Regions from separate parts of the Homo sapiens genome. Here regions 1 and 2 are each linked to region 3. Evidence: chromatin loops called from intact Hi-C (ENCODE). Cell type or tissue: heart right ventricle. All regions are shown on one strand.

What was found. Peaks named below come from ENCODE experiments on the same cell type or tissue, not always from the same donor. Only the 100,000 strongest peaks of a DNase experiment are listed, where the experiment ranks them.
Region 1: it touches region 3 in a loop (2.4-fold over the local background); 55 of 110 quality-filtered maps call a loop at or near these places.
Region 2: it touches region 3 in a loop (16-fold over the local background); 101 of 110 quality-filtered maps call a loop at or near these places.

Annotation. Positions count from the first base shown.
Region 1 is chr9:88,730,070-88,738,069 of GRCh38, forward strand. No RefSeq gene overlaps it. Among named protein-coding and RNA genes, the nearest start is that of MIR4289, 12 kb to the right of the region's middle. In heart right ventricle, no CTCF peak of the experiment used is centred here; a DNase peak (open chromatin) is centred at 3,818; H3K27ac peaks cover 2,946 bases.
Region 2 is chr9:88,590,195-88,598,194 of GRCh38, forward strand. No RefSeq gene overlaps it. Among named protein-coding and RNA genes, the nearest start is that of LINC02843, 58 kb to the right of the region's middle. RefSeq lists an enhancer at 3,707-3,866. In heart right ventricle, a CTCF peak has its summit at 3,793 (motif pointing right); a DNase peak (open chromatin) is centred at 3,786; H3K27me3 peaks cover 911 bases.
Region 3 is chr9:88,998,052-89,006,051 of GRCh38, forward strand. It overlaps S1PR3 (sphingosine-1-phosphate receptor 3), which reads left to right. Exons shown (of 2, transcript NM_005226.4): 2 at 3,003-7,104. The coding sequence starts at 3,150. The coding sequence ends at 4,286. SHC3 (SHC adaptor protein 3) reads right to left here. Exons shown (of 12, transcript NM_016848.6): 12 at 7,720-8,000. Among named protein-coding and RNA genes, the nearest start is that of S1PR3, 11 kb to the left of the region's middle. RefSeq lists enhancers at 495-996, 997-1,496. In heart right ventricle, a CTCF peak has its summit at 3,115 (motif pointing left); DNase peaks (open chromatin) are centred at 1,060, 2,380, 3,090 and 3,670; H3K27ac peaks cover 2,286 bases.

The DNA.
Region 1 (8,000 bases), 270 kb before region 3:
TAAATTACATCACCCCTTTGAAATCTGACAATGTCTGAATCCCTAACAAATCCACAAGGATTGCATATAAGAGATCATGGACCTGTTCTGTCTCTGTTTCACAAATGAGTTAAAAAAGAAACAAAGGTTAAATAACTTCTTCATATTTACACAGCCACACTAGGCTACTGCACCAAGCTGTCTCTTAAGTAGGATATCCAACATCAAGTAAAGTAGCTCATATATCCATCCACCTGTCCATATGTCCATCCATCCACCCACCAACTCACCAACCCATCCATCCATCCATCCACCCATGCATCTACCCATCCATGCATCCATCCATCCATCCATCCATCCACCCACCTGTCCATTCATCCATCTACTCATCCATCCACCCATCCTTCCACCTATCCATGCATCCATCCATCCATCCATCCATCCATCCATCTATCCATCCATCCACCTGTTCATTCATCCATCCACTCATCCACCCACCCATCCTTCCACCTATCCATGCATCTATTCATCCATCCATCCATCCATCCACGCATCCATCTACATCTACCCATTCATCCATCCACTCATTCAGCCACCCATCCATCCACCCATCCTTCCACCCATCCATGCATCAATTCATCCATCCATCCATCTACCCATCCACCTGTCCATTCATCCATCCACCCATCCATTTACTCATCCTTCCACCCATTCATGCATCCATTCATGCATCCATCCACCAATCCATCCACCCATTCATCAATCCACTCATCCATCAACCTATCCATCCACCCATCCATCTATCCATCAACCTGTCCATTCAGCCATCCACCCATCCTTCCACCCATCCATGCATCCATTCATCCATCCATCTGTCCACCCATCCATCCACCCATTCATCCATCCACTCATCCATCCAACCACCCATCCACCCATCCATCTACCCATCCACCTGTCCATTCATCCATCCACCCATCATCCACCCATCCTTCCACCCATCCATTCATCCATCCATCCATCCATCCATCCATCCATCCATCCATCCACCTACCCATCCACCCGTCCATCCATCCATTCATCCATCCACCCATTCATCCATCCACTCATCCATCCACCTATCAATCCACCCATCCATGCATCCATCCGTCTACCTATCCATGTATTTATGGATGAGTATCCATTCATCCATCTATCTATCCACCCACCCATTTGTTTGTCCAAAACATTTACTTGAGACTCTGTTATGGTTCAGACTGTTGAGGTAATGGTTCAAAGTTACTGGAAAAGTGGTGAAAACTCCTTTTTTAAAAAGTAGGAGCTGCAGAAAGCATTCTTCCATAGATGCTACTCAAGGGCTCTGGGAACTGAAGGAATGATTGTTTGTTTGTTTGTTTATTTACTTCAAGACAGTCTCGCTCTGTCGCCCAGGCTGGAGTGCAGTGGTGTGATCTCAGTTCACTGTAACCTCCGCCTCCTGGGTTCAAGCAATTCTCGTGCCTCAGTCTCCCGTGTAGCTGGGATTACAGGCACTCGCCATTATGCCTGGCTAATTTTTTTGTATTTTTAGTAGAGATGGGGTTTCACCATGTTGGCCAGGCTGGTCTCAAACTCTTGGCCTCAGGTGATCCACCCACCTTGGCCTCCCAAAGTGCTGGGATTACAGACATGAGCCACTGAGCCCAGCCTGAAGGAATGATTTAATACTGAGCTGCATCCTGGCTGTATCCGGTATTGATCAACAGAGTTCTTCCAGCTCTCTTACCATTTACTCAAGGGCAAGGACCACATCTCATCTCCTGTGTCCTTTATATTATCCTTACGGGGCCTATTTTAGTGTTTGGAGACTGTGGTCTCTCAAAAAACAACTGGGAGGAATCGAATGATTAATTTTCTATGTGCTGTAGGAGGCAGAAGGATAAAAACAGGGCAGTACAAATGCATTTCAGACGGCAGCCTCCAAAGGAATTGCAGAATTATTTTCTGAAAAACAGAATAAAGAAAGCATGCCTTCAAATGTCATTAGAGAAAACTACTCTCCAAGGGAGAGGAAAGGCTATGGGAAAGCAAAATAGAAAAGCAGTACAACTAAGTGCATATTCTTGCAATTGTGGGGAGGCCTGTGGGGGAAGGTATATGTAAGAGTCACAGAGGAAACAACACACTCAAGAGGTTATAACATCACAACAGAAGTGCTTCACAGGCTCAGAGCCAAGAAACACATCCCTAAGTTCATGGAGGGAACAGTAGATGAGGACATTCAGTGTGGAGAAATTGAGGGCAAGGGTAAAGTTGCATTCCACGACAGAGAACAGAATGACATCTACTCTGGAGAGCTGGGCACAGGATCCAGTTGCCTGGGAAGTACCCGCACCATTTCTGGGAATTTGGCTGAATCAGATGCGGAGACCTGGAGCTGAAACTTCCCACAGCTGTTGCCTGGAATGGAGTGGCGAGCTTTGGATTTGAATAACTCCATGGATTTAACCTGCAGGTTCTGGAGAAGACCAGGACATTTTGCAAAAGCATAACGCAAACCACTCTTGAAGGAAATGACTCAGACAAATGAAGTCTTTGCTCCAATGCTGGTATCTTGTCCATTTTTGACTCTTGACCAGGGGCTCACCCATAGATCTGGTGCTGGGACATGCCCTGCTTCCACATTGAGGTCTCTTGCCCATGTTGGACCCTATGTTCACCCTGGAGCCCCACCTGCCACCTGGTCTTGGCTTAGCATCTTTGTCTTGGGACAGCACGTCCCACGTCCTGAGCTATGAACAGGAAGGAACCCTGAATCTCAGGATGAGATTGTTAACTTTAAAACTATTTTTTTTTACATGAGAACCTCTCCTTTTCCCACAAGAAAATCTAGTGCCCAACCCCAATCCTTAAAACAGATAAAAGTAGAGGCTTTTGGGTGGAGGCTAAGCAGTGGTGAGATGGAAGGGGGTTAGCAGAATGAAACCCATGCCCCTCAGCTTTCCAGGCCCTGGGACCTGAAGATACAGTAATGTGGTAGGTTACTATTTTAATGAATTACATGGAATTTTCATTGAGAAAATCATCAAGGGTATACTTGTATACACATACACAGTTTTGATATGTATATTTTCTGTATTCTGCATTATGCTTCCATAAAAGATGGAAATACTTCACCAATGAAAAGATAATAAGGAAAGAGCCAGATCCTAAGTATGCATTATCTAGTTGAATAAAATTAGAACTTAGATTTTCCATATCACATTTCAGATGACATGCTGTTTAGAGAAATTAGAATCACAAAGTTGAATCTAATCCTTGTATGTGTTGCCTATCAGTTTCTGAAAAAGATTATTTTAAAAATCATATAATGTTTCTCTGGATTCTGTAGTGATTCCAAGGAAATTAAAATGAACTTTAGAGAACCCTTTAACCCCCTCTCCCCAAGAATAGTTCTTGAAAGGATTGCTTAAGAATTCACCACCACTGCTCCCCACTCTCATCTTTAATTCATTTTTCGTGATTGTGGGGGAAGAAATGGAGCTTTAGGGATGGGGCAAGGGATGAAAGAACCAGAAACCCAAAGCCAGAACTAGGCTTTACTTTCATGTGACTGCACCAGATTACTCAGGAAGAGGGGGAAGCTCAGTTTTCAAACAGACATGCTCACTCTGCAGAGGTTGAAGTGGGGAGGTGTTAGAGATCCCAGGAAGCAGGGGGTGCCCGGGATTACTCAGTGTTCCCTGAGGGTGAAGACATTTCACAAAGTGGGGTTGCTTTAACAACCTTTCTTCCCTTCCTTTCCCAATTTTACAAACCATCTGTTGCTGTCTGGGACACATCGACCCTGTTCAAAGCGCGGCTGTCCCAGGGGAGCAGGCCTTGTAACAGTGGGCATGCCTTGTCATGGGTGTCGTCAGCTCGTTACTGATGGTGTATGTTTGCCAAAAGAACTTGCTTTTTCTGCTAGTATTGCCAAGTTTTATTGGAAACATGTGGGTCCTATGTCTTTTGGAGAAAACAGAATCTCCACTGTGCCAAGAATTTTACATGCATAATCTCATATATGTCTCACAAATTCCTAGGAATGGCTATGATTGTCCTCTGTGAAAGGACAAGGTTTGGAGACATGAAGTTGCCTGAGATCACACAGTGAGTAGGCGGTGGAGGCAGGATTCCTACTCAGACAGCCTTAATTAAAATTCTGGGACTCTTAATGATTTCACTAGCCATGCAAATGAAATACTTTAGTGTGGCAGGAGGAAAGAAACTATATACCACTCTAATTAGTCACTGGAATGTGTAGTTAATGTAGGCAATGACCTCATTCATTTGTAAGCGTTTGATGGGAGGAAAGTTCCACTAATAAAATATAGTTTTAAAAAATGAGATTGAAGACTTCATTAGGAAAACATATTAACTTATTTCCTTGGAATTAGAATACATGTAATGCTTTATCTCAGTTACGTAAGCAGAACAAAAAATTAATAGGCAGTAAAGATCCAAAAAGGTGAAAACAGAAAAATAAAAACTCCCATTAAAGCAGTATAAGTAATTGATAGACAACCAGGGGTTTATTTTTCTTTTGTAGAAGTAAACAGCCTCAGATCTCTCTTCTCCTGCTTGCTTATTCTGTACAGACATTTCCTTTCAGGACTGTGAAGATGTCATGCCATTATCTTCTGTTTTTACTGTTTCTGCTGGGAAATCAGCTGTGTATATGTCTTACTGTTGCCCCTTTGAAGTTAATATGCCCTTTAAATTTTTTCTGGATGCTCTAAAGGTTTTTATCACTGTTGTTGATTTCCAGCATTTTACCATGATGTTCTCTAGGTATGGTTTTCTTTGTATTTACCCTGCTTGTGGTTCACTGAACCTCTTGCTTCTATGGGTTTCATGATATTTGAGAAATCTTCAAATATTGTTTCCACCATAATCTCTTTCTCCTTCCCTTGTAGCACTTCAATTGTATATATATTAAACTACTTCATCATGTCACATTTGTTTCTTATATACTTTTTTGGTATTTTATACCCTTTTAAATTCTCTATTCTTTATTCTGGATTTTTCTATTGGCCAATCTTTCAGTTTCCTAATCTTTTATTTGACTGTGACTAATCTGCTGTTAAATCTATCTATTCAGCTCTTAATTTCAGTTATCGCATTTTTCAGTTCTAGAATTTTCATTTGGTTTATTGATTTGAGTTTTCTGCTGAATTCACATTTGTCTTCTAATTTCTTGAATATATGAATCTTAGTTATTTAAAAATCTATTTTTGATCATTCTCATATCGGGATCTGTTTCTATTACCTATTTTTTTTTTCTTTTGGTCCTACTTTCTTGTATGCCTGGAAAGTTTTCATTGCATAGTAGATATTGTATATAGGAAACTGTAGAAGCTCTATCTCTGCTGTCTAGTAGAGTAGCTGTAGGTGGCGATTGAACACTTGCAATGTGGGTTGCTTTTGTGTCAGGTACCCACTGGTTCATATCAATGTGCTCCTCTTTCCTTGAGACATTGGCCAAGTTCTAGCTACCAGGTGTCTTCAGACAGATCCTTTGGCATTTTGTCCAACTTTCCAATCGGGCATCAGCAGGATCAGGCTGCTACAAACCAGACCCTTGGAGCCAGAAGTGGGCTTCCATGGCCATCTCCTGCACTACTTCCTCCCTCATAAATACTAATCTACTTGCTTTTCCTCTTCTCTGTTTATCACTTGGATTCAAAAAAATCTACTAGAATATGTCCTCCATGGAGAAGTTTTCCAAAGTGAGACTGGACTGCCCTGTATTCCTCTGAAGGTGAAGCTGCTTAAACAGAACCTGACCAGTCAGGTCCCCAAAGAGGATCAGGCTTGGACTCTGCTGGGAAAAAATATAGGAATTCCGACATCAGCAGCTGCACTCTTGACTTTTGTTACACTTGCTTTAAAAACTTAGAAGCGATAATAGTAGCTGGGTGGTGCATACTTGTAATCCTATCTACTCAAGAGGCTGAGGCAGGAGGATTGTTTGAGCCCAGGAGTTTGAGACCCAACTGGGCAACATAGCAAGATCTCGTTTCTATTTAAAAGATTAATTTTTAAAAAGTAAAGAAAAAGATATTTTGAGGCTAACCTCCAGATCACCTCTTATGTTATAGAACTTTGGGAGCTGGAGTGAGTCCAGAATTACTTGTTTGCTGTCTCTAGAATGTTCTTTCCACTCCAACATCCCTTCTAATGTGACAGTGGTGAACAGTCTGTCTGCCCAGGTTGACACTTAGATGTTCACAGACAAGCAGTGCCCTCCAGCTCCAGCCAAGGGGTATGGCCTTGAACTTAGTGCTGCTCAACACGGGAAAAGCTAAGTGAAGGATGGGCATGTAGCCCAACTTTCCTCTTACATACCCAACATCTGTGCTTGGATTAAATCAACCACATACTACCCTGAGTGTACCATAGTGCAACCAACCAAAGAATCTTTATTGAATTTCACTTTGGATGAATGCCATTGGCAATGATGGAAGATGGCAAAAGAAAGCTTATTTTGCTTGTGGGAATTTTTTGTTTTGTTTTGTTTTTTAACTGAGACAAGGTCTTGCTCTGTCACTCAGGCTGGAGTGCAGTGGCACGATCTCAGCTCACTGCAACCTTGACTTTCTGGACTCAAGTGATCCTTCCACCTCAGTCTCCCAAGCAGCTGGGAGTACAGGTGTTAACCACCATGTCTGGCTAGTTTCTGTAGTTTTTGTAGAGATGGTGTTTCAGCCTGCTGCCCAGGCTGGTCTTGAACTCCTAGGCTCAAGCAATGTACCTGCCTCAGCCTCCCGAAATGCTGGGATTTTAGACATGAGCCACTACACCCAGTCCACACTCTTACTGTTATGGCTACTAATTTTCTCATAGAGTTATAGCTACTGCAGCTCTTTCCAGTCTTACCTCCTCTCTCCAATGTAGTATCTACACTAGCCAGAGTAATTGTATTAGTTTTCTAGTGCTGCATAACAAACTAGCTCCAAACTTAGTGGCTTAAAACAACAAACGTTCATTTTACCATGTCTGTGGATCAGGAATCTGAGCAAGGCTTCACTGGTGCCTGACTCAGGATCTCTCACAAGGATGCAGCAAAGGGGTTGGCTGGGGCTGAGTGATCTGCGGGCTCAACTCGGATAGGATGCACTTCCAAGCTCACTGACGTGGCTGTTGGCAGCCCTGAGGTCTTGGCTGGCTGTTGGCTGGAAACATCAATTTCTTGACCCATGGATCTCTACACAGGGCAGCTCACCACATGGCAGCTCCCTTCCTTTGGAGTGAGCAAGGGGTAGAGTGAGAGAGAGAAGCCAAGACAGAAGCCACAGGCCTTTTGTAACCTAATCTCAGAAGGGCCATCCCATTCTTTTGCTTGTATTGTATTCATCAGAAGCAAGTCACTAAGTCTAGTCTGCACTAAAGGGAGAGGATCACACAAAGGCATGAATTCCAGGATCTGCAGATCACCAGGGGCCATCCTGGAGGCTTTCTGCCACATCCCCTGACTACACAAAGCCAGCACGCCTCTGCTGGAAATCCTCCAGGGGGTCCACCGTGCTCTTCAGATGGAGTGCAGACCCTGTTGCATGGCTGGCAGGGCCATCCAACCACGCCACTCACCACTCTGGGCTTATTTTGAGAGGCTTCATTCCTGGCCCATTTGTTTTTTCTACAAAGAAGAAAAATGGATTCCATTAAGTTTCATTTTTTTCTCTGTCCCAGATGATATTTTCAAAAAGTAGCAAACTTACCTAAAAAGCCCAAAACAGGATGCTGAAAATGTCGCCAGACTAATGTACAATCCAAGAATGGGTCCCTGAATAATTTACAGTTCCCTGTAACTGAACAGAAACGGGTAAAAGCAGTCAGCGGCTAGCACTTGCTACTGTGTCAGGTACTGCCCAGACAACTTTCCATGGATTGACCCATTTACCCTCCGAAAGCCCTAAGCAGTGTCCTCATTTCACAGATGATGTGCAGGCAGGTCAGAGGCGGGGGGCTGGCTTGGAGCCTGCCCCTATGCCACGTATGCT
Region 2 (8,000 bases), 410 kb before region 3:
AAAAAGCCTGACACCCACGGCTTAAAGTGAGAACTTCCGTCCCTCTTTGCCTACTCTCTCCCTATTAGTTTTTTCTGAGTAATGTGTTTTTTCCATTTGAATGTTGCCTTTTCCAAAACTACTTATGGCCTGCCCCACCCCCCATCCTGTGCTTATAAGGACCCCAGATTTAGCTGGTAGAGAGAAGCAGCTGTACTTCAGAGAGAGGCAACTTGATTTCAGAGGAGGGAGGCAGAGAGGCTGCTTGACTTCAGGGGAGAGTGACCTGTCCTTTCCATCCCCTTTCCAGTTCCACTCTCTGCTGAGAGCCACTCTCATCACTCAATAAAATTTCCACATTCATCATCCTTCAATTTGTTCATGTGACCGCATTCTTCTTGGAACTGGACAAGAATTCAAGACCTACCAAATGTGGGTACCAAAAAGGCTGTCACACTGGCCCTTTGCCCTCACTGGTGGAGGGCAGCTGCCCCACGCAGCGAGACAAAAGGCCCACTGAGCTGATAACACACTGCTGTCTGTGGACAGTAGAACTAAGTATTGCAACATGCCCTCTGGGGCCTTGGGATCGCAGGCGCCCCCACCTGGATGCTGACGCAGGGCCTGCACTGAGTTTTCTCTGCTGGCGCCAAAATGGCCAGCTGGTTCCTGCATTGGCTTGCCTACTCGCTCCCTCTGGCAAGAAATGGAGTGTGGTGGGCTGGAGTAAACCGAGTTTGCTCTTGTCTGCACAGAAGCCAGAATTGGCGGGCTGGTTCCTGCACTGGTTCGCTCATGTGCTCCCTCCTGCGAGGGGTTGAGCATGGTCAGCTGAGTAAAAGGGGCACCCTTCTCGTGAGTCCTGCAAAAGGGTCAAGAAAATATCCTGCCTCACTCTCATCCATGTCCCCTGGAGAGCATGCACCTCCAATGCCGATGCTCTCTTGGGAGCAGGAAGAGGGAAAGTGAATCAGGAATATTGGGTGATTTTAGCCTTTGGTCAGACATACTTTATGGCAAATTTCCACCAAAGAGGCAATTTCAACAAATACAATATTCTGTGGCAGACACTGCTTCTTTCTCTAATTCGCATAACACTAAGAAAACATTTCCCTCTATTAATGGAGATAGGAAAGAGACAGATAATGGATCCACTGGCAAGGCGTGGCTGCCCTCCACACTATTGATTTTTCTAGCCATGAAGTTGTCTCAGGCCAAATGCAGTCAGCTGAGAGGCAGTAATGGAGGGGGAAAGGGTCTATCGTGTGTATATGTAATGCATGCTGCTAAGTTGATGAATCTTTTGGAAGGACTCTGTTTGCTGTGGAAAATAGGCCAGGGTATGCAGGCCATCAACTGCGTGGAAGATTTCATTAGAAACAGAAATTCTCCACTCAATGTGGGCATCGTTTTCTGCCTGCCGACTCTGTGGCTTCCTGGCAAGGCCAGTGAATGAGGACCCTGCAGCAGCTGCGCACATTTCGACAACAGTATTTTGTTGAGTCTCAACACAGAATTCTTTCATTCTTTAACACAAATTCTGAAATTGAGATGGGCCTTACTATTAGCAGCAAAATAGACTTGCTTGGTTCCAGGCAGAGGATGGAGCTCAGAAGCTGTGTCGTTGCTGTGAGGACACGAACGTGCCATACATATGACTGTGGACCAGCTCCCTTCGTGTGGGCAGCGTTGCAACTGGCGGCATTGTAGTTCAACTTTGTGCTCTTTACTTTGACCTAATGTGTCATCACAAAACCCCACTATAAAATTATGTAGCTATACTTTGTTGTAAGTTAAAAATTATATGTTGTACATACAATTTATCTGTTTTTATATAAAATAAAAGTTAAGCTTCACGGAGGAAATTGCCTGCTGTGTTCCAGCCAGGAGAGCTCAAGAACCTCCCTGCGCTTTGCAATGAGTGAGGGGCACCTTATGGTCCACTGAAAAGCAGAGTTTCCAAGTCAGGAACAACTCTCTGTTAAGAAGAGGGCTCACGTTTGAAGGAAACTCATCTAACAGTCACATAGGATAACTGTGACTTAACCAAGTGGCAAATGAGCATGAGGTCCTGGCATTTTTGAGGTATGTTTTGAAATAATTTCTATCCATGTAGGACAGGGTTCTTTTATTTTTTTATTTTATTTTATGTTTTTAGGTTCAGGGAGCATGTATGTGGGTTTGTTACATGGATAAATTGCATGTTGCTGAGGTTTGGGGGTGAGTACTACCATGATATCATCACCCAGGCAGTGAGCATAGTACCTGATAGGTAGTTTTTTGTGTTTTTTTTTTCAACTTTTATTTTAGGTTTAGGGCTGGATTACAAAAAAATCACTGGTGGGTTCTATGCTTAGTACCTGGGTGACAAAATAACCTGTATACCAAACCCCTGTGCACGAGTTTACCTGTATAATGAACCTGCAGCAATGGGCACACAGAGGGGAACAACATGTAGGACAGAGTTCAAACCTTAAGGGATCAGGAGCAGGAGCAAGAGTTGGTAAAAATAAAAATAAAAGTCTACCATCTGCGGCTGGGTGAAAGGTCAGTGGGCCGGGGCATTCCCAAACTATTCAAACTCATTCTCAGGACTCGGCTGCCAGCAGAGGAAGGATATTATTGTCAGTTGTGTGCGTGTTTCAGTGTTGTGTTTTCCCTCTCAACCCCCGAAAAGCTGATCTCAGGAGGAGCTGGGGAGCTCTGGGCTCTCCTAGACCAGTCTGAGGATGCCACATAATACAGAGTTTTGGGCTTTTGGAAAGACACCGAGATGCGCTCTGCGAAGCCTTCTCAGCCCTGATCAGTGGCACATGGAGGACGCTGACCCAGGCAGCACAAGCCTGCCGGCAGCCTCTTTCCATGCAGCGCTGTAATTTCTAAAGAAGGGAATCCGCACGGTGAGACTTGGGTGTATAAGGCATTCTGGGGTTGAAAAATCGAAAATCATGATTAAAAATGACCTATCGGCATCTGTGCAGAGCCTGTAGACTGGCACTGGGGGCTATGTGTCACCTCGGCCCATTGGATCTTATTGATTTGTCTGGTCATTCAGCCTCTGGTCGTTCAAGCCCAGGGCAGGCAGCTCAGCAGGAGCAACAATGGTGAGTGTGGGGTGCACACCTCTGCAGGTCAGGCTTCTAGGGCAAAAGGGAATTCCAAAAGCCTTTGCCTAAGACACTCTCAGAGTAACTGATTCACAGACAAAGATGAGATTGCTAACATTTTTATTCTTGTGATTTCGTGAAGCAGGAACAAGTGCAGGTAATTCTGCAGGCTCAGGACTCTGAACGAATCTCCACTGGGGATACAGGTACACATTCCATCTGCATCTTTCAGGCAGACAAGGGGAATGAGCAAGGAAATTCTCTGCCTTTGAAAAAAAATGCACCTACAAAAAGGTGCAAAAGCTAACAAAGAAACAAAAAAACAAGCAAAAAACAAAGACAAACCTGGTTCTGTGTCAAGGCTTTGCAAATGCCAAATGGAAAGTTGGTTTTTCTTTGCAGCTCCCTGCAGCCTCCTCCACCTGCCCAGAAGCTCTAGAGACACTGCCTGGGACAGATTCTTGGCAGGTGGGATTTGTGGGGCACCGTGGTTCTCTTTTGCCCCTGGAAATGGTAGGCTGTGCTGGGGAAGAGAACGTGTAGGTCCTCAGGGTCTTTGCTTTCTTGAGGAAAAAAATGACTCAGCTTTCTTGGTGGTTAGAGCCCACATAATTTCATTTCAAGGGCTTGTTTTATATGTGGGAAAATTGCACATACACCCAATATACGATTGTTGAGGGTTTTTATAGATCCCCTTCACCACCAGGGGGCCCATAACTCCAGGTTAAGAATACCCCGAGAGAAAATTTTGCAGAGTGCAGGAAATGAAACCAAACCATATTTCCACAGACACCACAGTTAATATTTTGCTTTTCTTTTCAGTCTTTCTCAAAAGTTTATGCTTTCAAAAAGCCCTTTTCCATAAAAATTATTCACAAACTCTTTTTTGATGGCTACATAATACTCCGTCTCCAAATCATAGTTTACTGTTGGATTTTTAGGCTGTTCCCATTTTTTGACCATTAGAAACAGCACTCTTGTCATCACTGTGTGGATATAATTTTGTCTCTTTTTCATTTAATTTCCCTTGCATATACTTTTAGAAGTGGAACGACTAGGTCAGAGATTTAAATAATTTTTAATTTCTTGATACACATTGTTAAATTCTCATTTTCAGATATGTTGTCCCAATTCTCAATTTCAACAATAGTAGAGTGAGTGGAGTGGGCTTCCTATGCCATCCTTGCTGTCATAGACTGCTAGCATTTTCAATGTTTACAATTTCTTGGGTAAAACATGCCATTCCAGTGTGGCTCAAATCTGAACTTCTTTAATGACTGTGAGCGCAAACATTCATACAGGCACTTGTTTGCATATTTGTTTCTTCTTTTTTGAAGGTTCTGTCTCTTGTTTATTTTTTTCTTTTCTTTTCTTTTTCTTTGAGACAGGGTCTTGCTCTGTTGACCAGGCTGGAGTGCAGTGGCACCATCTCGGCTTACTGCAACCTCTGCTTTCCTGAGCTAAAGTGATTCTCCCATTTCAGCCTCCTGAGTAGCTGGGACTACAGGTGTGCACCACCATGCCTAGCTAATTTTTGTATTTTTAGTAGAGACAGGGTTTTGCCATGTTGACCAGGCAGGTCTTGAACTTCTGGGCTCAAGCAATCCTCCTGTCTCAGCCTCCCAAAGTCTTGGGATTACAAGCATGAGCCACCACACCTGGCCTATTTTACAATTAGGGTTTTCTCACCAAATTTGTGAGTTCTTGAAATATTATAAATAAACTTTCTCCTATTTGATGTCAACATTTCCCCTTTTGCTTACTGCATTATTTAATTTTGTTTATAGTAATTTCAGTTCTATTAGTTTTTTTGCTATTTTTTATGCAAAATCTCCTACCCCTATGCAAAAGAAAGGTAACTATTCACCTACAGTTTTTCTAATACTTCTATGATTTCAGATTTATATTTCACCTTTTAATCCATTCAACATTTATCTTGATATGTAACATGAAGTTAGACTAGAAAGCTGATTTATTTTCCCTCAATAAGATCAATAATTTTCCTAGCAGCAAGTATTGACTAATCCATTACAGTTTGGTTTGTGATTTGTAAAATATGTTAAGTTCTTATCAATAGAAATATGTGGTAGGCAGAATCATAAGACATCCCTGAAGATCATGCACATCCTGGGACTATGAATTTTCACTTAATGTCTTTTGTGACAAATTTTACTCTTGTGATTAGGTTAGGTTACGCAGTATGTTTGACCTCAGATAGGGAGACTCTCCTGTCGGCTAACCTAGTCACATAAACCCTTCTCTGGCTCTGCTGGCCTAGAAGACAGCAGAGTGCCTGTAGTCAGTCAGTGAGGAGACATGTACCCTAGGCCCATGGCTACAAGGAACTGGATTCTGACACAAGAATAATGAGCTGGGAAGCAAATATTTACCTAGAGCCTTCAGAGGAAGACTCAGCCTGTCAACATCTTGATTTTATGTTTGTGTGACTCTGAGTAGAGAACCCAGCCATGCCATTGCAAAATTCTGAGCCACAGACCTGTGAGCTGGTGAAGTGTTGTTTTAAATCATAAGTGTGTGATAATTTGTTACACAGCGTTGAGAACTATTACACCTACATATCCTGGTATATATACACCTGGTATAATGTGTTCAAATTAAATTTGAAGAATACAAAGTCATTGCCAGTGGAAAAACTGGGTGAAAGAGGTGGTTCCTTCCATGAGACGGAGCAGTGTGTCATGCGGCACAAAGGACACTAACAAAACAGCATTTTTTCCAGAATTACAAAAAGCATAGAAAGAGCTCCTGACACCCTTCAGCCAGATTCTCCAATTTTTCACATTTTACCATATTTGCCTCATCATTCCTTCTCTCTGTAGATAGAGATGCAATTGTAAACACACACACACACACACACACACACAGGTCTTTTTTAATTCACAACACTTCTGACTCACACCAGTGTGTTGGTTTTTTCCACACCAACGACCAAGGGTTCTGCAACTCTCCAAACACAAACTGGGTGTCCAGTAACTCAGTCCTATTTTTGTTGTGGGTGAGCAGTGACTGCCTGGGCCGGTGGTGCAGGGGTAAAATAATTTATCAAGACAGTGGTAGGCAAAGAAAGGCAGATTTATTAGAGGAAGTAGGAAAATACGTTGTAAGAAAGCAACAGACAGAATCAGCAAGAGAGGAGCTGACTGCAAGGAGACAAAGGCTTGGTGGGGATTTTATAGAATAGTGTTTATGCTATAAGCTGAAGAAGGGTTTGTGCAGTGCTGAAAATGATGAGGTTCCAGTGAACTCGCTTGCAGGTATCCGGTGACAGTTGGGCACAGGAAGATCGTGAGTTATTTGCACAGGAGGGCCATGTGTCCTGGACCATGAAGAAAGGCAGACTTAGAGCTTATCTGTTTCCTCTTTTTGTTTTCCCTTGGTCCCACTAGCCCTTTCCCTAATGAAGACTCCATAATTCTGACATGAACTACCTGGAGTTAGCTGACCCCACAGGTTTAAGGGCTCAGTCCCACGAGATAGCCCCCAGTTCAGACTCCAGTTGCAAGAACCAGGTCCTCAGTTTGCCTACACTTCTGTCTACTTTAGCTACAAAATTGGGGTTCCCACACCCCCATTCAGGTTTAATAACTTGGTAGAATGACTTGCAGAACTTAGAAAAGTGCTTCACTTACTGTTACCAGTTAATTATAAAGGTTACAACTCAGGAGCAGCCTGAAGGAAGAGAGACATAGGGCAAGGTATGCGGGAAGGGCAGGGAACTTCCATGCCCTGTTTGGGCATCTCATCCTCTCACCATCTCCATGTATCCACCAGCCCTGAAGCTTTCTGAACCCCATAATTTGTTTTTATGGAGGCTCCATTACATAGGCACAACTGATTAAATCATTGGCTATTAGTTATTAACTCACCCTCCAGCCTTTCCTTCCTCCCTAAAGGTCAGGGGTGGGGACAAAGTTCCAAGTTTCTAATGAAGGCTTGGTCTTTTTGGCCACTAGCTCCAATCCTCAAGATATCTAGGAAGCCACCAAGAGTTGCCTCATTAGAATAAAAGATGCTTCACCCTCCATTCCAAGATGGCCGAGTAGGAACAACTCCGGTCTGCAGCTCCCAGCATGATTGACACAGAAGACAGGTGATTTCTGCATTTCCAACTGAGGTACTGGTTCATCTCATTGGGACTGGTTGGAAAGTGGGTGCAGCCCACAGAAGGCCAGCTGAAGCAGGTGGGGGCATTGCCTTACCCGGGAAGTGCAAGGGGCTGGGGGATTTCCCTTTCCTAGCCAAGGGAAGCTGTGACAGACTGTACCTGGAAAAACGGGACATTTCCGCCCAAATACTGTGCTTTTCCCATGATCTTAGCAACTGGCAGACCAGCAGATTCTCTCCCGTGCCTGGCTGGGTGGGTCCCATGCCCAGGGAGCCTTGCTTACTGCTAGTGCAACAGTCTGAGGTCAACCTGTGAGGCTGCAGCCTGGCAGGGGGAGGGGCATCCACCATTGCTGAGGCTTGAGTAGGTAAGCAAAGCGGCCAGGAAGCTCTAACTAGGTGGAGCCCACTGCAGCTCAGCAAGGCCTACTGCCTCTATAGACTCCACCTCTGGGGGTAGGTCATAGCTGAACAAAATGGAGCAGAAACTTCTGCAGACTTAAACGTTCCTGTCTGACAGCTCTGAAAAGAGCAGTGGTTCTTCCAGCATGGCGTTTGAGCACTGACAACAAACAGACTGCCTCCTCAAGTGGGTCCCTGATGCCTGTGTAGCCTAACTGGGAGACACTGCCCAGTAGGGGCCAACAGACACCTCATACAGGCGGGTGCCCCTCTGGGACAAAGCTTCCAGAGGAAGGATCAGGCAGCAATATTTGCTGTTCTGCAATATTTGCTGTTCTGCAGCCTCTGCTGGTGATACCCAAGCAAACAGGGTCTGGAGTGGACCTC
Region 3 (8,000 bases):
CCAGGGTGCATGCCGGGCATAGCACATGTGTCCCTGAGAGGCCCCTGATCAGGGGTGGAAACCCAGCAAAGTGAAAATCAGAAATAGTGATTCTCCAGTTCCTGTTCACAGATAAAGAAAGAAAGAAATAATAAGCAATACTAGGCCTGGTGTGGTAGTTCACACCTGTAATCCCAGCACTTTGGGAGGCCAAGGCAGGCAATCACTTGAGGTCAGGAGTTCAAGACCAGCCTGGCCAACATGGTGAAACCCCGTCTCTACTAAAAATACAAATATTAGCCGGGCATGGTGGCGGGCGCCTGTAGTCCCAGCTACTCAGGAGGCTGAGGCAGAAGAATCGCTTGAACCGGGGAGGCGGAGGGTGTGGTGAGCCGGGATCGCACCGCTGCACTCCAGCCTGGGTGACAGAATGAGACTCCATCCCAAAAACAAAACAAAACAAAACAAAAAACAAACAAAAACAACTAAAAGGACAGTATCTTTTTAGCACCCATCAGTGTACAGGATGCTGGGGAGGGTACTGTGAACTTACCCATGGTGAAAGTCCCTGTGTTAATGGATAAGCTCAATGCTCAGAAAATGCTGCTGACTGTGGTATTGCCCCATTTAAAGAGACAGTTTGCAGTACGTTTTCAGAAGTGGCATGCAGCCTCAGAGAAAAGTCACCAGGGGCTGGCATGATTCCAGAAAATGTTACAGAGCAAGTGGAATTTGACTTGAGGCTTGAAGGATGGGCAAGATTTAAATAAAATTCAGAAACGGTAGAGAGGGAGGGGCTGGGGGGAAGGCTGCCCACTGGACTGTCCTGTTTGCCTCCAGGAGAACCTACAGGCAAGACATGGTCTCTTCTCAGGTGAATGGGAAGCCAAGTAGGGCTGGCATGGGTGAGCCACAGCTCGAGGAGGCAGGCCCCGGGCCCTGCGCTGCCTGTCATGGCTCATGAGTGATGGGAGAGATCTGGGCAGGCAACCTCCTCTCATCCTGCATCATCAGCCTGGACTTGGAACTTGGCTGCTTTTTCTTTCTGCAGTTAGCAGAGGGCCTTGGCCAACACATAAGCCTTTCTGCCAGCACTTGGCATTCCAGCTGACCTCGACCCAAGGCCTCTGTGACTTCAGGAGGCGGCAGCTGGGAAGGGTCAGGGCAGTTCCAGGCAGAGCACAGACGTCAGCTCAGACATCCTACCCCCCGCCAACCCCCCGCCCCCGGGGTTTCCAGAGCAACCAACACCACCAAGCTCCAGGACACTGGAAAAAAAATCTTTGCAAAGAAGCAAGGGGCCATCTCAGAAAATCCAGGTCCCCCAAATTGATGTAGGGAGAGGAGGGCTTTGACAGCATTCAGCACTCCAGAGGGTCACGAGGATACAGAAACCATTTGGAGCCACCTCTGCTTCTCAGCCCCACCCAGGCAAGCCCTGGATCTTCAAGGGACTGATTTGTACCTGGGAATAAACTCATGCATGGATGAGATTCAGAGTCAATCACACCCTAAAATGCAGAGCCCATAGTATTGGTGAGTTGTTCATGTGTCTCTGAAGCAAATTTAGGGCTGTGGTTCAAACATCGTAAAAGTTAAAAAAAATTCACTGGATACACACAGTAGGCTCTTTTAAATTAGCCTCATTTGAACTTAATTACATATTTAAATACTCAAATAATAAATGATGGCTGGGTGCGGTGTCTCATGCCTGTAATCCCAGCACTTTGGGAGGCTGAGGCAGGCTGATCACTTGAGGTCAGGAGTTCGAGCCCAGCCTGGCCAACATGGTGAAACCCCGTCTCTACTAAAAATACAAAAATTAGCCATGCATGGTGGCGGGTGCCTGTAATCCCAGCTACTTGGGAGGCTGAGGCAGCAGAAGCACTTGAACCCAGGAGGCAGTGGTTGCAATGAGCCGAGATCGCACCACTGCATTCCAGCCTGGGTGACAGAGCAACACTGTGTCTCAAAAGAAAATTTTTTTTAATAAAAATAAAAAATAAAATAAAATAAGTGAGTCCACTGAAAGCGGTTTCTACCTTGATAGTTGGGTGTGTGGCGTCATCAACATCACAGAAGGCTGATCGATATTACCAGGTGTGGTTGAGTGCAAGTGTTTGAGGTCTCGTGGGGGAAGAGTTTGGAATTCAGAATCCATTGAGGCCTTCACTCACCACTTTCCCTCTCTCGCTGTGTTCCCAAATGTGCCACTTTTCTGTTGGCTCACATGCACCCATGCTCTATTTGATATTCAGGGCTCTGAATTTCAAGCCAGACTCAGTCAGTGTGATTGTCACTGCTTTCCTGTCCTTCCTTTATCATCTGTAGACTTGGGTCCCGTTTTTGCAGGTTGATGTTCTGTCTTCGCTGGGCTCTGGACTCACTGCTCACGAGTGCGGTGTCTGCATGGGCACTGCCCAGACATGCACTGTTGGTCCCTCGATGGCTGCATGGTCAGGCCTCAGGGCTCTCTGCCAGGCCGACCTACAGCCCATACAGACCTGATTTCTGGGCCTGGATCCAGGGGATGCCATCTGGGAAGTGCGGGATCTTCCCACGATGTCACTGTAAAACTCACCAGGGAGGTTTTAGAAATTGAACCGGCATCATTCAGATTCCATCCTGCTTTTTGGTCCTGAGAAAATCCTGCTTTTCCCTGAGTAACTGGGATAATGGGTCACCAGCTCCCATGCCCTAGATGAGGACTAGTTAGCATTTTCTAGTGCCTGGAGATTTCCAGATGGAAGCTGTACTTGGGTCTGTGTATCTTTGTTACAGGATTCAATAATTCATGCACTGAATTTCCCTTCCCGGCAACTCCAGACACCAAATCGCTTCCCATGGTGTCCCCCAATCACTTAGGAATTTAGCCTGTGTCTAAAGACCCTCTCTGCAGCCTGACGTGGCTAGCCATCCCAGTACTTCCACGTTTTTCATGCCTTTCTCCAACAGCGTTGCCGTGGCCCCTTAGGCGGCGATCGTTTTATCAATGGTCGCTCCCTCTTTTTATCTGTTGGCAGGAGCCCTTTTTCAACGCCCTCGCTGGAGTCTGGCCTGCACGCCTTGCTGAATGAAGCCGGAACCTCAGCCCCGCTTCCCTTTGAAATGAATGTTCCTGGGGCGCCCTCTCGTGGATTTTGGAGCTAATCGTCTGTGAATGCCAAGTGATGGCAACTGCCCTCCCGCCGCGTCTCCAGCCGGTGCGGGGGAACGAGACCCTGCGGGAGCATTACCAGTACGTGGGGAAGTTGGCGGGCAGGCTGAAGGAGGCCTCCGAGGGCAGCACGCTCACCACCGTGCTCTTCTTGGTCATCTGCAGCTTCATCGTCTTGGAGAACCTGATGGTTTTGATTGCCATCTGGAAAAACAATAAATTTCACAACCGCATGTACTTTTTCATTGGCAACCTGGCTCTCTGCGACCTGCTGGCCGGCATCGCTTACAAGGTCAACATTCTGATGTCTGGCAAGAAGACGTTCAGCCTGTCTCCCACGGTCTGGTTCCTCAGGGAGGGCAGTATGTTCGTGGCCCTTGGGGCGTCCACCTGCAGCTTACTGGCCATCGCCATCGAGCGGCACTTGACAATGATCAAAATGAGGCCTTACGACGCCAACAAGAGGCACCGCGTCTTCCTCCTGATCGGGATGTGCTGGCTCATTGCCTTCACGCTGGGCGCCCTGCCCATTCTGGGCTGGAACTGCCTGCACAATCTCCCTGACTGCTCTACCATCCTGCCCCTCTACTCCAAGAAGTACATTGCCTTCTGCATCAGCATCTTCACGGCCATCCTGGTGACCATCGTGATCCTCTACGCACGCATCTACTTCCTGGTGAAGTCCAGCAGCCGTAAGGTGGCCAACCACAACAACTCGGAGCGGTCCATGGCACTGCTGCGGACCGTGGTGATTGTGGTGAGCGTGTTCATCGCCTGCTGGTCCCCACTCTTCATCCTCTTCCTCATTGATGTGGCCTGCAGGGTGCAGGCGTGCCCCATCCTCTTCAAGGCTCAGTGGTTCATCGTGTTGGCTGTGCTCAACTCCGCCATGAACCCGGTCATCTACACGCTGGCCAGCAAGGAGATGCGGCGGGCCTTCTTCCGTCTGGTCTGCAACTGCCTGGTCAGGGGACGGGGGGCCCGCGCCTCACCCATCCAGCCTGCGCTCGACCCAAGCAGAAGTAAATCAAGCAGCAGCAACAATAGCAGCCACTCTCCGAAGGTCAAGGAAGACCTGCCCCACACAGCCCCCTCATCCTGCATCATGGACAAGAACGCAGCACTTCAGAATGGGATCTTCTGCAACTGATCGTCTCCATGCGCCCTGCTCTGCGGCTGTGTTCTTATTTATTGCATGCGTCGCTTCCACAGGGGCCCCTCAAGAGCTGTGACTCGGGAGAGCTACCTTACTTTGACCAACAGCCTGCCCAGTGTGGATGTCTCTTACAGAGGGGGCCCAAGGAATCACCACCCCGCTTCAGTGTAAACAACGTGCCTTGTCCACTTTGGGCTCCAGAGTCTTTCAGATGTACTAAGCTGCTGACATCATCCACTGCCTTCTGCTGCATCCTAGACACCCTCCCTGTTGTTCACAGAGAGGGAAGGTCGTGGGCCACACAATGCTGTGTGACCCTCTCCGTGTGCCTCTGAATGGTGTTTTGATGATTTTACACTACATTTCCTGTGCGTAGAATGGATGCTTGTATATTCGTACATCTCTATGTTACACAGAATTTGTGTTGCAGGTGTTTGCCATGTGGTACCTACATAGAATCTCCATACAACACACAGGTAACAGGTTATACAAGTGGATTCAGACTGAACCCCCAGTACAAGGACATTGTTTTGAACTAGGTGGACATGCCATCCCTGGTCTCCTTAGACTGACATGATTCTCATGTTAACCAAGTTTTAAAAGTTCAAATTCCCCAAAAAGGCTTGTCCAAGGCTGGCCCCAGATGTGTGGGTCTGACCCACACCAGCCCTGTGTCCTGTCCTTTCAGTCATTTGTCCCTGCGTAATTTTAATCGTATTCCAAAGCCCAATTATGTGATGGTTTTCAGGTTTCTGCAAATTACAGAAGAGCCAGCCAAGATCACCCAGGAGCTTGTGCCCCCAGATGGGCCAAAGAAAGAGCCTATGAAGGAGAAGCAGAAGCAGACGGCTGGCCTGGCTCACCTTCCCACGCCAGTGGGGCAGGGGTCTGCTTCAGGAAATGGAAGCTGTCCAGGAAATGAGCAGAGATTCACAAGACAGCACTTTGATTCTATGTTGAGTTTGTTTCTATATTAGAAAAGCAGCAAGTCAGTAATCCCCCGTGGCATCACAGCTAAGTAGCTGTGGCCACCGGCAGTTTCACAGCATCCTGAAAGCTGGCACTGATCGTGACTATCAGTGAAAGAAGTTTAATTTTCAGGTTAGAAAATGTGATCTGGCAGTTTATGCATTCTTCAGAGTAATGTAATAATACCTATGTGATGCTGTAATTTTACTTTTCAACATAAGTTGAACCCGTAGCAGTCTGTTTACCTTGTAAAGGGATTACTTAGAAGACATTTTTGTACATGCTCTTCCCCAAGGATTGTACGTATTATACAAATAGATGGAAAGAAAAGTGAACACGTTTGTAGAACTTTCATAAGCACACAGTTGCTGTGTTGAGTTCTCTTTAAAAACAAGGACAAAACCAACCAGCGTTCAAAGGAACCTCCCATCAGAGTCCCCTAAAGTATTTTAGGTTCAGTGAGCATTTGCCTGAATAAAACCTAAAAGAGTAGTCTTAACACATTACTAACTTTTTCTAAGAGAAATTGATTCCTGTTTTGTCATCTGATGCAATTTGCTCTTATAAAGAGACATTTTCATAGGTTCAGAGTAACTCACCTCCATGGGCTGACCAAAGGCTTTTCTAATTTTTGTTACTGATGAGATGAAACCTATTTGTAAGGAGATCTTCCCCAGGAGCATTTCTGTTGCCTTCTTGACATCAATGAAAAGTAGCATATTCTCTTATGAAATAGCATGAGAAAACACAGGGCATTTCTAGGACAGTAAAACGTTAAAGTACTGGATTAAGAAAACAACAACAGGCTGGGCGCAGTGGCTCACACCTGTAATCCCAGCACTTTGGGAGGCTGAGGCGGGTGGATCACCTGAGGTCAGGAGTTTGTGACCAGCCTGGCCAACATAGTGAAATCCTGTTTCTACTAAAAATACAAAAATTAGCTGGATGCGATAGCACGTGCCTGTAGTCCCAGCTACTCGGGAGGCTGAGGCTGGAGAGTTGCTCAAACCCGGGAGGCGGAGATTGCAGTGAGCCAAGATCGCACCGCTGCACTCCAGCCTGGGTGACAGAGCGACCCTCTGTCTCAAAAAATAATAATAATAATAAATAAAACAACAACAAAATGCATCAGAGAGCCAAAACATTCAGTATTGCATTTTCACATAGGTGATGAAATGACTTTGGAACTTTATCTGTGTTATAGTTATGAGTTGCTTTGGGAGACTTGGAGCTCTCTGTAGCTATTGTTCATAACACTTTGCTCCATAACCCTGATGTCCGCAGTATCTAAGTATCTCAGCCTTCATCCATTAACTCTACTAGGGAGCCCACAGCCACCATTTCCACTAGGAGGTATCAATATTTGTGGTATGACATAAGGCTCCCTTGAAATAACAAGACTTTTGAGCAATCTGAATTAAAAATACATCAAAAAAGTAATAGCGCTCATTTGCTAAATGCAAAAAATAATCACCTTTGATACCAATGTGCACCAATATGCCTAACTAGCTAGCCAGCTGGAGATAATTTACCAGGGAATGTTTCAAAGCCCTAACCTTGAAGTTTGGAAACAGGTGGTCTTCTATGCTGCAGAGAAACTATGCATTAGGTCTCTTTTCAATTAGAAACCTTTACTATTTCCAATGTATGTTTGTTAAAAATAATAATAATAAAACCAAAAGCCTTTGTGGAAACCCACTCTTCGTAGTCCATGTGATGGGATTGTTTTATCGTTTTCACCGGGTGCCCTCCCCACTGCAGGGGTGCGCACTGTTGTTGCAGGCTTGCTACCCACCTGTGTTTCTTAGCATTTCAGGAATTAAACCACATTCAGAACCCCAAATAACCTTTCCCCTTTCTTCTTACCCACTATCATAGGTGGTATTTTAATGAAGCGTCTGTGCCTTGGGTGCTATTTACACCAATTTTGGTAGGTCATACTATTTTGAGAATGGTCTTTTGATAGGGAGAAATTTCTAAGACCCATGGTAATAAAAGTGCAGCTCAAAGACATGGGACCTCTTGTCCTGCCCCATTTGCTGTTGTTTATGCAGCAGGAGAGAATAGGTCAGAACCAACCTTTGCACACTAGCTTTCTCCCACACAAACGGTCCATTTTAGCCTCTCTGTCCCACTTGCTATGTAAAGAGGAGGCCAGTGCTCGGCATAACTGTTCTGGTAGCGATGCTTGTTACAACTCATGATGAAATGTCCCAACGCAAGTGAGGACGCAGCTGCCCGCCCCAGAGCTAGAAGGTAAGGTGAGTTCTCTAGGAGTACATCTGCCCGGATGCATTTTCATTCCGCAGCCTTGATGAATGGGACGAGGCTTTGTTGTGACTGTTTTTTAAGCAGTCCCCCAGGGAATCACTGAAAATACCTACTTCTTAGAGAAAAGTTTCAAGCTCCCCTCCTCTCTTTTGTGAGGCAATACAAAATCCATCATCCAAATGAAAGATACTTTTCACAACAGCCTTTATTGCCTGCAGACTTACATGTATAGTCCTTTAAACAATTAACTGTTTAGAAAATGGTTGTTTCTCTCAACCCTTGAGCCAGTTATTCCACGCTGGTAAGACCCTTTCACAGAAATGTAACAAGGTGCATTTTATAGAAAACATCTAATTAAATCACCAGTTTCATGCTTTTAAGTTGTATCTACAAGTGCAAAACTGCAACACCCAAATGTTTTTAGTATCTAAGTCAGATATCCAAAAGTTAGCTCCATAATCAGAAATG